3 separate regions of the Homo sapiens genome follow, and all the other regions are linked to region 3. A link is a contact called in ENCODE Hi-C or POLR2A ChIA-PET data. All regions are on one chromosome and are shown on one strand. Each heading gives the region's core, a stretch centred on a gene start or an enhancer-like site at or near the end of the contact. The rest is flanking DNA. Distances are from core to core; before and after follow the strand shown. Region 1 holds the start of ARMCX5 (armadillo repeat containing X-linked 5). Region 2 holds the start of GPRASP3 (G protein-coupled receptor associated sorting protein family member 3). Region 3 holds the start of ZMAT1 (zinc finger matrin-type 1).

Region 1 (3,507 bases), core at 323-2,822, 670 kb after region 3:
CACAGGCAAATTGCCAAAAGCAATTGCAACAAAAGCAAAATTTGACAAATGGGATCTAATTAAACTAAAGAGCTTCTGCACAGAAAAAGAAACTATCATCCGAGTGAACAGGTAACCTACAGAAGAGAAAATTTTTGCAGTCTATCTATCTGACAAAGGTCTAATATCCAGAATCTACAAGGAACTTACATTTACGAGAAAAAAACAAACAACCCCATTAAAAAGTGGGCAAAGGACATGAACAGACACTTCTCAAAAGAAGACATTTATGTGGCCAACAAACACATGGAAAAAAGCTCAACATCACTGATCATTAGAGAAATGCAAATCAAAATCACAATGAGATACCATCTCACACCAGTCATAACGGCAATTAATACAAAGTTAAGAAACAAGAGATGCTGGCAAAGTTGCAGAGAAATGGGAACGCTTTTACATTGGTGGGAATGTAAATTAGTTCAACCATTGTGGAAGACGGTGTGGCAATTCCTCAAATATCTAGAACCAGAAATACCATTTGACCCAGCAATCCCATTACTGGGTATATACCCAAAGGAATATAAATCATTCTATTACAAAGATACACGCACACGTATATTCATTGCCGCACTATTCACAATAGCAAAGACGTGGCATCAACCCAAATGCCCATCAGTGATAACATTAAGAAAATGTGGTGCATATACACCATGAAATACCATGCAGCCATAATAAAGAATGAGATCATGTCCTTTGTAGGGACATGGATCGAGCTGGAAGCCATTATCCTCAGCAAACTAATGCAGCAACAGAAAACAAATACTGCATGTTCTCCCTTATAAGTGGAAGCTGAACAATGAGAACACATGTACACAGGGAGGGGAAAAACACGCACTGGGACCTGTCAGGGGTTGTGGGGGGCGGTGAGGGAAAGCCTTAGGAAAAATAGCTAATGCATGCCAGGCTTAATACCTAGGTCATAGGTTGATTGGTGCAGCAAGCCACCACGGCACACGTTTGCCTATTTAACAAACACGCACATCCTGCACATGTATCCTAGAACTTAAAAAAAAAAAAAAGAAAATGAAAATTAAGGGCTGGGAGGGAGGACTCGAAGGAACACAAAGTTTGTGGAATCGATTAGTATGTATCCTCCTATCTCAGTCTTGACTCTCTTTGCTGACTTTCCTACCCTGGGCCCCACCCCGAGACCGCCCATTTCAGTGGGCCTCTGTGTTTGGAGAACGAACTTCGAAAGACTGGAACACTTCCGCCTGTCAGGCCAGAAGAGATTTCCTGACACCACAGCTGGAAACCCATGTGCATTTCAGTTCAGGAAAGAATGGTAGGCTTGGTGGGGGGAGCTCCCGCAAAAGGGGAACTAATACAGAAACACTCTGGTATTTGTCTGCCTCTCTTGTTCCAGCGCCGTTTTCCCTATATCCGGAATTCGTCCCTGCGCATTCCAATACCTGAAGCGGCCACAGGGTACAGGACAGGGAGCCCTCCGACAGAAAAGAGTCGCGGCGCTAAACAAAGCCTGATATCACTCCGCTTCCATAAGCCGGATCCCCATAAACTACGCTCTAGCTCCTCCCACTGCCGTTGTGGGTAACGCGGACGTGGAAGAACCTCGTCTGCGGAGGAAAAGGTAGATGTTAAATGGTAACTACGCGCGAGGTTCTGAGGAGCCCTGGGAACAGGAAGGAGAAAAGAATACCAAAAGTGACAACAGTTTGCCAATCGCAGTCTTTAATCTGATAAAGCGGTTATCTCGTCTTGAGTCCCAGGTGCCGAGTCAATCCCCATACACAGCCGCCGCCATTGCCTCGAGTCCTTGTGTCTGACTGTCTGTTCCTGCTGCTGTATGACACAGCACCTCGAGGCAAGGAAATAAGAAAACTGCCTCTGATCCAAGCAGAGAAGGTCAGTGAGAAGGTGCGCATCGCTTGGGGGTGGATGTGGGTATCAGAGGTGAACACTGGATACGCGACCTGGTCATGGGAGGCGGGCGGTGAGAAGGAGAGAGAGATGGGTAATTGGAATGGCACACAACAATTAAAAAAAAATGATCTACCTTTTGCTAGCTTGATTTCCATACACTCGGTTCACCTCAGACCATGCTTGGGAAGAAAAAGGTTGCAGCTTCTAGCAGGGAAAAGGCAGACTAGATGAGGAAGAGAGGGCTACTTCCACAGGCGAGGACAGTTGTCTGGGGAGCCCTGAGAGGGAGAGAATGTAAAAAGAGGTTGTAAATGTTTGATAATCAAGGCTCTGGATTTGAAAAGGGTCTCATGTCTTGGTTACTGGTCTGACCATTAATAACCACGTCTCTCTCTCTGTCTTTTCATTTGTTCTTTGGGTGTGTATCACGCGTTTTTATGTGTAAATCTGTTCCTAAGTTTGCAGCACTCCATGTTTCTGTAAAGATCTGTAGGGGACAGCAGACCTCAAGGGGAGAGGAGAAGGAAAAGAAAATTGGCCTGGTTTGTACAGAGTGGGCAGTACTTGGGAGGCAGTACTTGGAGGTGGTAGATGGCTAAGATTAGAGTAGGCAGGAGTGTAAGGGAGCCTCCAGAACTCTCTGCCAGCTTTCCTAACATGTCCTCCCTTACCCGCATTATGTTGCAGAAAATGATAGGCTTTGGGAGAGAGGAAGGAAACATAGGAACCCAGATGAAATATGGAAATAAATACTTTTCATTTTTTCCCCAGCCTCCGTGGTTTGTCTAGGCATTTCGTCCCTACTAACACCACTACTACTACCTTGTAGGGATGTTTGAGTTGTCTCTGTATAGGAATTGTCAGACTTTGAGAATAGAGCAGAGGGGCTTGGAGATTTAGGAGTGGGAGAAAAAGGGGAGATAGAAAATGTTTGCCAAACAGGTACTTATATCCAGAAAGAAACTGTGCCCTAGGTGCTGGTCTCTACCAAAAACAGCCTCAACTGTCTCCTGTGTCTTCATTTATTGGTCTCTGTTTTTGTGAATCCCTGTAGGTAGATCTGTCCCCAGGTCTGTGGAACTGTCAGTTGTGAAGTTTTGTAAAATGGTCACCCAACTTAAAACTAGGAAATTACGAAGAAGAGAAAATTGCCCTGTATCTGTTAAGGTTGGTGTAAAGGTACAGGGACAGGGGGGCAACTTCGACTAGAGAATTCCATCTCTTCTGTTTTGTCATTTTACCAATTATTCCCATCTGCCCCACCCCCTGCTGCTGCTGATTTAGTTGGGAGTCTTGGTAAGTTGTGGGGGTACAGAATGCTAAGCTGCCTTTCCCACTCTCCACTGCTTGTCCTGCTCTCACGCTTGAACCTAGTCTAATCTGAACGAGGGACATTCTAGGGCAATCACTGAAGAGGAAGATGGTGGGCAATAGGAAGGAGGAGGAGGAGTAGCCCTGAAACAAAGCAGTGGGGGAGAGGGGATAGGAGGAGGGAAACACTAGACAAAATCTGGAAAGGCAAGAATAAGGGCAAGGGACCAAGGTCTGTCACCAGGAGATCAGTTTCCACATTCTCCTGTTTGT
Region 2 (4,046 bases), core at 553-3,052, 790 kb after region 3:
CCAGCCTGGGCAACATATTGATGCCTTGTCTCTACTAAAAATAAAAAAAATTAGCCCAGCATGGTGGCACGCACTTGTCCTAGCTACTCAGGAGGCTGAGGTAGGAGAATCACTTGAGCCTAGGAAGTTGAGGCTGCAGTCAGTCATAGTCACACCACTGCACTCCAGCATGGGTGATGTGAGTGAGACCTTGTCTCAAAAAAAATAAAATAAAATAAAATAATCAAGGGTGGGCCAGGCGCGGTGGCTCACGCTTGTAATCCCAGCACTTTGGGAGGCTGAGGTGGGTGGATCACTTGAGGTCAGGAGTTCGAGACCAGCCTGGCCAACATAGCGAAATGCTGTCTCTAGTAAAAATACAAAAACTTAGCCAGGCATGGTGGTGTGCGCCTGTAATCCCAGCTACTGGGGAGGCTGAGGCAGGAGAGTCGCTTGAGCCTGGGGGGCAGAAGTTGCAGTCAGCTGAGGTCGCACCACTGCACTACAGCCTGGGTGACAGAGCAGAACTCCGTCTCAAAAAAAAAAAAAATTACCAAGGGTGTTAAGTTTAATATTAGTCTGTTCATGGTACAAAAATGGCACCTTTTTCACATAATTATTACCGTAAAAAACATAACATTTCCTTTTGAGGTGACAACAAAGTTCTGGAGCTAGATAGTGGTGATGGTTGTACAACATTGATAATGTACTGGGTTGTATACTTTAAAATGGTTAAAATGTTAAATTTTATGTTATGTGTATTTTGCCACGATAATTTAAAAAATGACCACACAATACCTTCAGTCAGGAGAATTGGAAGACAGGGCTATATGTTGGTTTGGAGAGGAAATTCAGACGTACGAGAAATATCCAATGTTTTATTATTTTTAGACATAACATTTATTTGTCTGAGAATGTTCTAAATTTTCAAAGGTAAAATTACAATTCATGTAAATGTAAAAAGAATATGTGAAAGATTTTTCAACACAATCAACAACTGCTAGGATTAAGAAAACAGTTGAAGGGTATATGTGTATATACAATATACACAATATGAAGATATAAACAAAACATTGAATTTCATAAACACATAGGAAATTAATAAATGTTAGAATAACACTGCCAGGTTAAATATAAAACGGGTTAATATCTTACAGGGCAATAAATTGTAACATTTAAGGTTTTCTATTGCACTGGACATAAATCATTTACATATTTATTGAATAAAATATCTACATGTTAACATCAGTGTCTACAGAGTTGAAAAATAGGTAAATCAATAGACATCCTGCACTGCCCTGAAATGACATCCAGTAACTGAAGGTGACTTTATCTAAGTTTGGTATAATTTTTCTGACAGTGCAACATGCTTTTTTTCCCCACCTGATCCTAGTTTGGTAAGGTAATATGGAAGTGGCAGTTTTGCCTCCCATCGCAAGCCATAAGTTTTAACAGGGATTATCCTGGTGGTGCAAATTGGAGTTTGAATGTTTGTTTTGCTTACCAGCATTTTTCAAGACAGATCTGTGTGTGTTTTAGTATGTCGCTTGAGTCGTATACAAAATATTAAAAATCACTTCATTTCCCAAATCCTCATCGAATGTTCCTCGCCAGCCGAGTGGTCCTCCAGAGCAAAGGCCAGCCTTCCTTCCAGCTGTCTGGCCAAGGAGCTTCAGGATCTTCTAGCAAGCACCCCAGAGGCAGAAGACTGTCATCCATGGTACAGGACTGCGGCGAACAAGCTGACTGCGCAGTCACGTGGGGCTGACGGTGGGTCATGTGACCAGGCTCTGCATTAGGCCTGCCGAGAGGAGTGTTTTCTTGCATCCAGAAAAGACCTGAGAGGCGGACGACACCTGTGCTCCGCAGAGCAGAACGTGGGAGGAACGGCGGGATGTTAAGGTAGGTAGGTGTCTTTCCATGCTGCATCAGCCTGAAAACTAATTTCTCAGGCGACTGGAACTACAGCATTTGTTGGTAAAGGAAACAATCCGTCAGCCAACCGGGAGCGTCTTAGCCCGTCTGTCTTTTGTCCAGGAGCTCAAGAAGCAGAGAGTCTACCTGCCCGACGCGTTCGTGGAGAGGAGCAGCGGTTGCTGTTGGAGGAGGTGGGTGCAAGGACGGCAGATGGCATCCCTGAGAGGTGGTGACTGAGACTAGATGCGGGTGCAGGTAATGCCTCAGATCCGCCTGCTCCCTCCTGCCTTTTGAACACCCTTGACCCCTCATCCCAAGGCTCCCAGCCCAGTGCCCTGTGTTTGTATGTGTGGGTGGGGGAGGTGGGCATATGGATGGAGTTGGCTTCAGGGGAGCCCAGAGCGGGGAAATGGTGAAGTGACAATTCGTGAACACCTGTGGTGCTGGATCAGGAAAGGCAGGGGTGGGGATGGGAACCGTGAGCTATGCGTCCGCACTCATTCTACTCTCTGTCTTCTTACTGGCAGTATTCAGGCAGTGGGGATGGCTGATACCAGCTCAAAACTGGCGGAGGGTGGAGGAGGGCAGAAGAGAACACATACATCTGCCTTTTGCTCCAAGGCTCCAGCTGGCTGGGGATGCAAGAGAGGAATGAACCTCAATCCCGGCAGTTCTAGGAAAAGGAGGAGGAGACATAGACTCGAGGGGAGGAAACCTAGATGCTGTGGGCCCTTCACCTAGGATTTCTCATTAGGATACTCCAAGCTTCTCGACCCCCAAGGGGATTCCTGGATCTCAGCCCCATGCAGCAGGATCTCATTCCCATTGAGGGACACAAAGTGGGTTGCTACTCCGTGTGAGCTCTCTCTCCCTGCTGTCTTGGGCCTCAGAGGAGGGTCTTTCTGGGGACCACCTACAGAAACTGCTTCATGGATAGTCTCCTAAGTTTCCCTCTGCATACCCTTTGCTCTCTTGTGTTGTGATCTCTGCTCATTCCTTAGGATGTGTTTCTTTGGTCCCATCCTAGGTAGCAGCCCCATGGTAAGTCCTTGTCCTCTTTCACATCGAGTATCCTCCTTTCCCCCTACCCCATGCACCCACTGGGTACCAAGTGAAAGAAAATGGTTCCTCTACCCACAATACTTCTGGCACAGAATGTGTGGATTTTTCACACCAAGCAATTCTCTTATTCTTTGAGGACATCAGCTAGGTATTCTACAATTTAATTCAATTCTGATACTACCCAGAGTTAGTGCAGACCTCTCTGGTTAAGGGCTCATTCCCATAAGACTGCCCTCCCTCACTTCAGACAACAGTCACAAGTAATGGATCTCCATGTCACCCACACTTCTGTCTGACTTAGCTACTAGTTGGAAGTTCCCACAACCCCCTCCTCAGGTTCAATAATTTGCTATAAGGGCCCACAGAACTCAGGGAAACACTACTTCCTATTACTGGTTCATTATAAAGGATATAAATCAAAAGCCAGATGAAGAGGTACATATGGCAAGGTCCAGAAGGGTCCCAAATGCAGAAGCTGCCATCCATGTGGATTTGGGGTACACCACCTTCCCAGAATATGAATGAGTTCACCAACCTGGAACCTCTCAGACATTTGGGATTTTTATAGAGGTTTCATTACATAGGCGTGATTGATGAAATCATTGACCATTGGTGATTAGCTCAATCTTCAGCCCCTCTCTTCTCCTTGGAGGTCAAGGGGTGAGGCTGAAAGTTCCAACCCTCTAATCATGCCTTGGTCTTTCTGGTGACCATCCATATCTTGAAGCTATCTAGTGCACCCACCAGTCATCTCGGAACATAAAAAAAGACACCTATCACTCCAGAGATTCCAAGGGTCTTAGTGTCAAGAACTTGAGACTAAAGCCACATGTAACAAAAGATGCTTCCGTTATCCCTATCAGGAAATAGCAAGGGTTCTAGGAGCTCTATGCCAGGAATATGGGACAAAGAATTATGGTTACCAAAGGCTGGAAAGGGTATTGGGGATGGGGTATAAAAAGGAGTTGGTTAATGGGTACAACAATACAGTTAGAAGGAATATGATCTAGTGTTCAGTAGCACAATAGGGTGCCTATAGTTAACAATAGTTATTATATATTTCAGTATAATTAGAAGAATAGATTTGG
Region 3 (3,974 bases), core at 740-3,239:
CAATAACATAAGTAAGGTATTGCTCCTACTTTATGAAATTAGCTCTCTGAAAGCCTTTAATATTTGCATATATTAAAAGATACTGCAAACAAACCAGTTGCATCTCCAGGCAAAAAGCCATATTTTTTTTTCCACGAGATACTGGTCTTAAACCTTACTGTGAACAGACGATGAGAGCCAAATTGAATTGTGATCTTGATGCCTATAAAACTGCTCTTGCCTACTAGCTGGTTATGGACATAAAGGTTGATATAAATTTTTAAAATCCAGATTTCATGTTTCCATCCATTAAGGCTGATTGAAGACACTAAATGGAGTCTTTCAAAGGTTGACTTTAGTAAGAGAGTTGATAAATAAAACATTACAGTGTACTTCTAACTTCCATATTTAATAAGTGGCATTTATGTAATGTGCCTATACAAATATTGTAAGGGATTTTTTTTCTACTTTGCCATTCCTCCAAAGTGAAAGGTGTGAAAGGTTATGGAATAGCACACAGGGATATATCATTTAAGAATGTGAAGAAGAGATTATTTTTATGCGATAATTTTAATGGAGTATCTTCCTAAGAAAAAGGAACTTACTTTCCTCTATTTTGGTGTCCACAATCTTTCACTTTGGAGGCAAGTTAGCAACATAAGGTAACACAGCAAATTCTGGAAATTAATTACGAAATTTACATGGCAAAATGCTTTACTGGGATGCTCTGCAGTGGAATGGTCTCCACCAGCTAAGAACATTTCCCAAACTGCTTTAAAACACATTTCAATGGCAAATTTTACAGTTTGCTATTAGTAGGCTGTTTACAAGTATACAGAACTTTGTGTGAATACCGCTTATATTGATACAGTCAAGAAATATCTTTTTATGTTAGGAGTAATATGTGTTGGTAGGTACAACAGAACTTATTAAAGCCAAACCACCTTAAAGATGGACCTGTAAATCTTGCTTTACTAGGTCACATCCTCAAATAGCCAAAGAAAACTCTCCAAAGTGATTCCTGAAATCTGTACTTCTGCCACACTCTCTTCCTCTCTTTCCCTAGTAGAGTCCCCTCCACCAGACCTTACCTTCCTAAAATCCGACAGATCCTACTTTAAAGCTCAAGTATACACTTGTAACCTGCCCAAATTTCTAACGCCATCTCTCTGTAAATATTCTACTTCTAGTTTCTACACTGCAGGACGTTGAACACCAAAGGGGGTTTACTCCCCCTTATTTCTTCGGTATTTCCTCTTTTATCTCCGCCCCTTTCTCCATCGGTCCCCGTTCCCTTATCCTTGACCCTCTTGGCCCACAGCACTTCTATCTTGCCTCCTCTCTCTTCCAAATCACACCTCAGCTTCCTACAGCACACTAAGGTGTCCTGGCTGGGAGAGAAATTATGTGGTATTTTTTTTTCCCTTCAAACTCCTGCCTCATGAGTACCTGCAATTCTTTTGCCTGGGGGCCCCCATCCTTTACAGGTGGGAGAGGTAGGGAAGGCCCTCTCTGCTTCAGTCCATCTTGCACACTCGGGGCTAATACGGCGGGGCGGGGCGGGGCGAGCTTGGCCTTTACTGCGCCACGGCAGGTGGGGGTGGGGCAGTGGCGAACCGCGCCCAGCCCAATCTCGGACGGGCTGAAGAGAGGCAGCGAAGGAGATGGGGCCGCCCCCGCACCCCGGGACGGGAACTCACCTTCTCTGAGGCAAGGGCGGGTGTCTACTTTAAAACTACTGCCCCCCCTCCCCGCCGCCGCCATAGTGGAGCCGCCAAAGCCGCCGCCGCCGCCGTCGCCACAGCCACCGGCAGGCGGGCAGGCAGGGGCGGAGGTGGCGGAGGAGGCAGGAACAATTACTGCCGCCGCCGCCGCCGCCGCCGCCGCTGCCGCGCAGGCGGTGTAGGAGGAGGAGGAGGCGGCAGAGACGGTAGCTTCCTGAGGGGAAGACTCCGCCGCCAGCGGGGTGACTGTGCTCGGCGCCGCCGCCATCGCAGCGAGGCGCGCGGACAATTGCACTTGCGTCTCGATTCCGTTAAGCTCCTTTAGCCCCGCCTTCCGTTAGCCCCACCCCCTTTGTTCCTCTTTTTAACGCTTCAGCTCGAGCCTCGTTCTCGCTCCTCAGTCCACCAATCGGAGAGCTTTAAGCCCGCCGGCCGTTTCCCCCTCCCCCACTGCCTTGCGTCACCCCACCTCCCTTTGGAGGGGAAGCAACGACGGCCAAGGGCAAAGGGCAAAAAGCGCGGGATGTGAAAGCACGTGGGCCTCGCACAGTGAGGCTTCTTTGGAGATCTAATCTAAAACCAATTTAAGAGGAAAAAATGTCTGGAAACTATTGATCTCACCTCCAAAATATCTCTGAAATATATCTTCACCTGGCTTTTTTTTTCTCTTTCTTTTTTTTTTTTTTTTTTTTTTTTTTTGAGGGAGAGTCTCGCCCTGTAGCCCAGGCTGGAGTGCAGTGGTGCGATCTCACTCACTGCTACCTCTGCCTCCCGGGTCCTGGTTCAAGCAATTTTGCCTCAGTGTCCCGAGTAGCTGGGATTACAGGCATGTGCCACCATGCCCAGCTAATTTTTGTATTTTTAGTAGAGATGGGGTTTCACTATGTTAGCCAGGCTAGTCTTGAATTCCTGACCTCATGATCCACCTGTCTCGGCCTCCCAAAGTGCTGGGATTACAGGCGTGAGCCACCACGCCCGGCCCCTGGCTTTCTTAAAGCACTTAGTACAGAGAATAGAACAGAAGCTTTCATTCTGACACATTGTTTCCGTGGCCTCTTAAAGGACTGCCTATCTATCGATCTGCCCATCTTAATTACAATAACTTCCTGTGAATTCAGCACCCAATAGAAGTACTAGAATATTACTGATCACTTAAATCTCATCTTGTCCCCCCAACCTCTCCTCTCAAAGAGACCAATATCCTGATTTATATTTATTATTTCTTTGCATTTTAACATATATTCTTATCACATAGATATGTGCCTAAATAGTGTTGTTTAGTTTTGATTGTTTTCAATTTTCACAAATATTTATATCTTTTTCTAGGTAGCATTCTGGGACTTGTTTCTGCTTTTTTTTCCCTCAAGCAATACTCTTACCTCAGCCTCTGGAGTAGCTGGGATTACAGGAAGGAGCCACCATGCTTGGCCTGGGACTTGTTTCTTTCACGTAACATTCTAAGATTCATCTATGTTGTTGCTTGTAGCTGTAGTTATGCACTGTCGATGCTGTAGGATATCTCACCCTTTTCCTTATTGATGGGCACACCTCCTGGTGCCTTTGTGCAAGTCTCCCTTAAGTATTCTCTCCTTTCCAGTCTTAGATCCGTTGCTGTATTTCAAGTCCTCATGATATATGGTCAGACGTATGGCATCCACCCCACTGGTCTTCTTTCCTCTGATCTCAATCCCTCCAATCTATTACCAAGTTGTTGCCAGTCGTCACTGGCTGTCCAGTGCTTATTGGACAAAGTCAAAAGACACAGTTTTGCCCTGTTAGTCTCCCCATTCACCTCTTTGACCTCATCTCTTTCCACTGTCCCCATCTCTCCCCTCTGCTTTTACTTTGATTTAGCAATCCCTAAATCTTCTTAGATTCCTGTGAAGACCGCCAGGCGCGGTGGTTCACGCCTGTAATCCCAGCACTTTGGGAGGCCGAGGCGGGTGGATCACGAGGTCAGGAGATCGAGACCATCCTGGCTAACACAATGAAACCCTGTCTCTACTAAAAATACAAAAAAATTAGCTGGGCATGGTGGGGGGCGCCTGTAGTCCCAGCTACTCAGGAGGCTGAGGCAGGAGAATGGCTTGAACCTGGGAGGCAGAGCTTGCAGTAAGTCGAGATTGTGCCACTGCACTCCAGCCTGGGCGACAAAGCGAGACTCCATCTCAAAAAAAAAAAAAGATTCCTGTGAAGACCATGTTATTTCATGATGTAATGTTACTATATATGTTCTTCTCTCTTCCTGAAACACCTTTTCCCCCACATTAG

What was found. A loop is a pair of places that touch in the nucleus more often than their neighbours do. ChIA-PET counts read pairs that join two places held with the same protein, here RNA polymerase II (POLR2A). Pooled maps may share reads with other maps.
Region 1: a loop to region 3 is called in a map of naive thymus-derived CD4-positive, alpha-beta T cell, with 7 times the contacts of the local background. The contact joins the promoter of ARMCX5 here to the promoter of ZMAT1 in region 3. A Hi-C loop is called at or near these places in 1 of 168 maps with a recorded cell type or tissue (naive thymus-derived CD4-positive, alpha-beta T cell), 1 of 37 single-sample maps with no recorded cell type and 11 of 50 pooled maps. POLR2A ChIA-PET finds 5 or more read pairs at or near these places in 5 of 52 experiments (CD4-positive, alpha-beta T cell, CD4-positive, alpha-beta memory T cell, WTC11 and 2 more).
Region 2: a loop to region 3 is called in a map of CD4-positive, alpha-beta T cell, with 8 times the contacts of the local background. The contact joins the promoter of GPRASP3 here to the promoter of ZMAT1 in region 3. A Hi-C loop is called at or near these places in 1 of 168 maps with a recorded cell type or tissue (CD4-positive, alpha-beta T cell) and 8 of 50 pooled maps. POLR2A ChIA-PET finds 5 or more read pairs at or near these places in 2 of 52 experiments (activated T-cell and naive thymus-derived CD8-positive, alpha-beta T cell).

The regions. Positions count from the first base shown.
Region 1 is chrX:102,597,943-102,601,449 of GRCh38, forward strand. It overlaps ARMCX5 (armadillo repeat containing X-linked 5), which reads left to right and starts at 1,573. Exons shown (of 4, transcript NM_001168478.2): 1 at 1,573-1,905; 2 at 2,978-3,090. It overlaps ARMCX5-GPRASP2 (ARMCX5-GPRASP2 readthrough), which reads left to right and starts at 1,573. Exons shown (of 19, transcript NR_146584.3): 1 at 1,573-1,905. RefSeq lists enhancers at 1,619-2,390, 1,823-1,872.
Region 2 is chrX:102,718,941-102,722,986 of GRCh38, forward strand. GPRASP3 (G protein-coupled receptor associated sorting protein family member 3) reads left to right here and starts at 1,803. Exons shown (of 4, transcript NM_001142524.2): 1 at 1,803-1,885; 2 at 2,017-2,151. It overlaps ARMCX5-GPRASP2 (ARMCX5-GPRASP2 readthrough), which reads left to right. Exons shown (of 19, transcript NR_146584.3): 7 at 1,594-1,881; 8 at 2,017-2,151. RefSeq lists an enhancer at 1,610-1,669.
Region 3 is chrX:101,930,038-101,934,011 of GRCh38, forward strand. ZMAT1 (zinc finger matrin-type 1) reads right to left here and starts at 1,990. Exons shown (of 6, transcript NM_001394560.1): 1 at 1,680-1,990. The coding sequence starts at 1,971. RefSeq lists an enhancer at 1,769-2,269.